2 separate regions of the Mus musculus genome follow, and region 2 is linked to region 1. A link is a loop called in an ENCODE intact Hi-C map of the cell type or tissue named here. Cell type or tissue: gastrocnemius. All regions are shown on one strand.

Region 1 (2,500 bases):
CGATGAATGAATGGAGTTTTATTCTCTGGTCTTGTGTCTTCCCCCAATCCTGTCACTTCAGTGTGACCCCTGTATCTCTGTCTCAGTTGGGCCCAGGAAATAAACACATCTGGTTGAGCTTGCACCTCTTAGCCATTGTAGACACGGCCCTCACCCCAATGTCATTAGAGTCCTATTGAACACAAGCTCCCCTAGCCAGGCCTCCCACTACCAGATCAGCCTCCTGAAGGTAGGTCATTGTCAATAATGAGGCTTGCGGCCCATCAAGGTCTTCAGGTAGTGATGAGACAACCTTAAAGAAATGCAAGGCTCTACCAAGGACTGACAGCCCACCAGGGAAACAAAACACTGTGGCCGATTGATATTTATGTATTGATGACCATGAGCCTAGCAAAAGGTCTCCCTGCCCCTCCCTGCCCCTCTCTGCCCCCTCCCTACCCTCTTCCTCCCCCTCTCTGCCTCCTTCCCTTCCCTAGAGTCCTATCCATCCTCATGAATCTCAGGGACTCTGGAAATATTTTCATCACCCTAGGGAGAGTTGAGCTCACTTACCCCTGTAGACTCCTCATCTACCGGCCCCCAAGGGACTGGCTCACACCCCCATCTTCTCTCCCTTAGCCTCTTCTGAGCCTCAGCCTTGGCAAGGTGATGGATTCCGAACCAGCAGTTGGCACATTCACCAAGTAATTAGTGTTTATCCTCCTTGTTTATGTGGCTGAACAACAGCTCGTTCTCAAACTTAATAGTCAATACTCAGAAAGACAAAACTGCCTTGGTCACTCTTGGGAGATGGCTTGAAGATGTGATGAGAGAACAGAGATGGGCGGGGGGCTGCAGAAAGGAGCCTGGTATTCCCACAGCCCCACTGCAGAGCCCACAGATATGTGTCATGCACTGGTGGGTCAAGGGACAAGTCCTTCTCTCCTGCTCAGTCCAGGGGTTTACCCTTCACCACAATGCTTCCTAGCCCGGGACAAGAAGATCTGTTTAATGATGAGGGTGTTGGGGGTGCAGCCTGGCCCCCTGCCTCCCCTGCCTCCCCTGCCTAGGCAGATGAGTACTTTTTGTGCCCATTAATGATGGTGAAATGCTGCCACCTGCTGGTCAGTTCTAGAATTCCGGGAGCCTGAGTCCTGTGCCCATCACCAAATGCAGGCTCTAAAAAAGAAAGAGCAAGTGCCCTAGCACAGGCCTGTAGTCCTATCATGTGACATTCAGATTAAGAGTTCAAGGTAATTCTTAGCTACGTAGTGATTTTGAGGCCAGATTGGGCTACAAGAGAGTCTCCAAAAAAATAAAGTGTTCTACCAAACCCATACACTATTGTGGATGCCAAGAAGTGCATGCTGAAAGGAGCCTGATATGGCTGTCTCCTGAGAGGCCCTGCCAGAGCCTTACAAATACAGAGGCAGATGCTCACAGCCAACCATTGGACTGAGTGCGGGATCCCCAAAAGAGGAGTTAGAGAAATGACTGAAAGAGTTGAAGGGGTTTGCAACCCCATAGGAAGAAGAACAGTATCAACCAACCAGACCCCCTGGAGCTCCCAGGGACTAAGCCATCAACAAAGGAGTACACATGGCTCCAGCTGCATATGTTACAGAAGATGGCCTTATCATGCATCAATGGGAGGAGAGGTCTTTGGTCCTATGAAGGCTCGACAGATGCCCCAGTGTAGAGGAACTAAGGGCAGGGAGATGGGAGTGGGTGGATGGGTGGAGGAACACCCTCATAGAAGCAGGGGGAGGGAGGATGGGAGAGGGGGTCTCTGGGAAGAAGGGGAACTGGGAAAGGGGATAACATTTGAAATGTAAATAAAGAAAATACCCAATTAAAAAATAAAGTGTTCTGAAATATGAGAGTGTATAAAAATGGAAGAATATATACTAACAACAGCAACAATGCTGAGAAGGGTAAACTCGAGAGTCTGACCATGTTGTCATCATTGTTCACTGCTGTTGCTTTGATGATTATGATAAAATCACAGTCTCTCAATTATTGATCACTCACCAGAATAATCTTTACAGACTGGGATTCAGAACTCATTGTCATCTCTTAAAAGTTCTTCCAATGATGTACAGATAGGTGGGACAATGTGCCCAAGACCATGGAATTGGTATATGGAACAACCTGGACCCCAGCCCAGGCTGAGTGCTCTGACTATGCCCCCTCACCTGGTTCCTCAAATGCAGAGAATGAAGCCCCAACACATCAGTGCACATCTTCCTAGATCCCCTTTGTGTCTGATGTGTCTTCTCTTTGTGTTTGTGCTTCTCTTCAGGTGACTGTTTCTGAGCCCCCCCCCACCCCCCTCCGCAAGCATGCCCATGTGTGGGAATCAATGTTCTAGGACATAATGGCACTGTTCCTAGGGTCCTGGATGCCCAGAGCAGACCCCAAAGCTTGCAAGGCCCCAGCCTTCTCTTCTGAATGAAAGGGTCTCTTCTGGGTTGAGGCCCTGAGTCAGGTCTAAAGGAAAGAAAGGGCAGTTTTGGGCTGG
Region 2 (2,500 bases), 460 kb before region 1:
CAGGGGAGGGAAAAGCCCAGGACAGGATGTCCACACCCCGAGTTTGAGCAGTTCTGATTCCAGAGGCCCCTTAGCACCCCACCTTCCTGAGGTCAGCTGCAGCACTGGGAGCCAGGCAGGCGAGAGGAGCAGAGGCAGCTGATGTACCCAGAGCGCCCAGCCTTCCATCCTGACCATCCCTGGAGGTGGCATTAGTTCTGTCCTATCCCACCTTGGTGCAGAGGCACATCTACATGCACCCAACTGTGTGTCCCTCACGGTCACTACCCTCCAAGGAGGTCTGCTGTTCATTTCTATTCAATGCAGGAGATGGCTAGCGAGGTTAACTTACCCAAAGGCCCAATTAGAAATCATCCTGCCTTTTTTTTTTTTTTTTTCATATCAACCCTATGCAAGTGCCACCAGTGTCCCTTTGCCTGACATGTAGAAGTGACTGACCCAACACCAGGAACCTAGTAGGTAATCCAGACTAATTCCTTTTGTCTTCAGGACAGATAGAAAGTAGATTCCCAAGTTTTGGCTCAGCCGACGTCCTGTGAGTGCCAACTGCCTATCAGTGTGCTACAAACAAGCGCTGTGACTTTTTGGTTGTGGTATGGCCCTGCAGGGCAAGGTAGAGACCTGTTGGGATTGCTAGCTTGGGCTACAGGGTTGAAACACCCAAAGTGACAGATGGTAGGCACAGAGCAGGGACAGGCAGAAAGGGGATACAGAGGACTACATGTGTATCACACATCAGGAGCATACATATGTGAGAGCATGTTCCATGTCCCACAGGTTTTGCCAGGCACAAATGTATGCGGAAGGATATGCAGATAGTGTGGACGGTCTGAGCCAGGCATAATGGCTCATACTTGTAACTTCAGGATGTGAGAGACTAAGATAGGGGGGTTGCAATAAGTTCAAGGGAAGTCTGGGCTATAGATCAAGACTGTCTAAAAAAAAAAAAAAGAAAAAAATATAAAGGAAAAATGAAAAGTCAATAATGCAGAGTGGAAATTAAAAGGCAATAAAGGCAGGAAAAGACAAAAAGACCAGAAGAAGATGGAAGGGGGAGGTGGATGGTGGCCTTCTTTTCTACCCTGTTGTCTCTTTTTTCCACCCCCTCTGAGGCCTGGGAGGTGGATGAGTGAATATGAAGTCAGTCCAGGCCAGCCCAGGCCAGAGGCCAAGAGGTCCTAGGGCAGGACACAGGGAGACGGTTCCCAGCACCACCACAGGGTGGCACCGGAGACCATGACTGGCCTCAGGAAGGCGCTGGGGTGTAGACCCAGGGCAAGCATGGAAGGAAGGCTGCTGTCCAGGCCTCTTCCCGGTCTGGCCCAGGAGGGCCAGGGTCAAGGAACTGTCTGGGCCCATGTGTCTGCTCCTGGGAGCCTGCTGCAGCCAGCTCACTCCCTGATTCAGCATCACTCACTCCATTGGAATCACACGCCTCCCATGGGCCCCATGTGAGTGTGTGGGGTGCTACTGGCAAGCAGGCAGGAGCAGGGCGGAGGTCCTGGATGGGGGAAGAGGTTTTCATGTTGCTCAGGCTGGGAGGGCTAGTGAAAACACAGGAGCCTCAAAAGGGGACAGGGTCCGGGACACTTGCCTGAGGTCACATGGCTGAGCTGTGGCCGCCCAGAAGCTCCTGAGCCTGGAGCTGTCTGAGAGAAGCACAAGCCCAGAGGATTTGGGTCCCCACTAGTCACCACTGTGTCCTCAGTGCAGGTCACAGAGTTTACTGAGAGAGTTTAAGTGTTTACTGAGAGCTGTTTTGACTGCTTCTCTTGCAACCCTCTCTGGGAGCTCATCATGGTTTACTGGGTCCCACTGTCCTTAGAAAGGAAATCTGTGTTCTCAGCCTGCCTCCCCAGCTCCAGGCCTCAGATAAAGTCCTCCTCTCCATCTGCCTCCGTGTCTTTCTTTGCTTGGTTGGTTTGAAACAAGGTCTCATTAACCCATGTTGGCTTTGAACTTATGACCTTCCTAGCTCAGCCTCCTGAGCGTTGAGGTTCTGAGCCACACTCCTGGCCAATCTTCACCTGTCTACTTCCTTATTCAGTTAGCAAATATCCACCGACTATTTTTTCTCTCTAGTCATAGCATTGCTATAGAGCCAAAGGAATGCCTGGGATCACTGCAGCAAGCAGACATGGAAGGAGCTGACAGTGAAGTGCTCAGGGAATAAGAGAATAAGAACATTGAGGCACGCAATTCACAAAGGTTTCTTGGAGGCTAGACTTTGTCCAGCCTTGAAGGATGATGGTGTGGGCTCAGAGAGGCTAAGACAATAATCGAGGCATCTAGATGGAAGGACCAGCCTGCTGCATCTGAACTGCTATGCTCCCCTCGCCTGCAGAGGTGAGGAGCCCTGAGTCCTTGGCTTTTCCTTTCAATGCTCTGTAACCACCTGCACTGTGAGCTTTCTCCGCTGTCCCTGCGGAGGCTTTATCTTTGGACCTACGGGCCTTGCTGTCTCTGCTCAGGACAGAACTCAGCTCCATTCTGTGACTCA

Evidence for each region. Peaks named below come from ENCODE experiments on the same cell type or tissue, not always from the same donor. Only the 100,000 strongest peaks of a DNase experiment are listed, where the experiment ranks them.
Region 2: it touches region 1 in a loop (5-fold over the local background); 21 of 42 quality-filtered maps call a loop at or near these places.

The regions. Positions count from the first base shown.
Region 1 is chr9:43,338,348-43,340,847 of GRCm38, reverse strand. No RefSeq gene overlaps it. Among named protein-coding and RNA genes, the nearest start is that of Gm36799, 18 kb to the left of the region's middle. In gastrocnemius, a CTCF peak has its summit at 1,115 (motif pointing left); a DNase peak (open chromatin) is centred at 1,084.
Region 2 is chr9:43,800,899-43,803,398 of GRCm38, reverse strand. All of the region lies in intron 5 of Nectin1 (nectin cell adhesion molecule 1), which reads right to left. Among named protein-coding and RNA genes, the nearest start is that of Gm46108, 11 kb to the right of the region's middle. In gastrocnemius, a CTCF peak has its summit at 1,223 (motif pointing right); a DNase peak (open chromatin) is centred at 1,221; H3K27ac peaks cover 1,958 bases.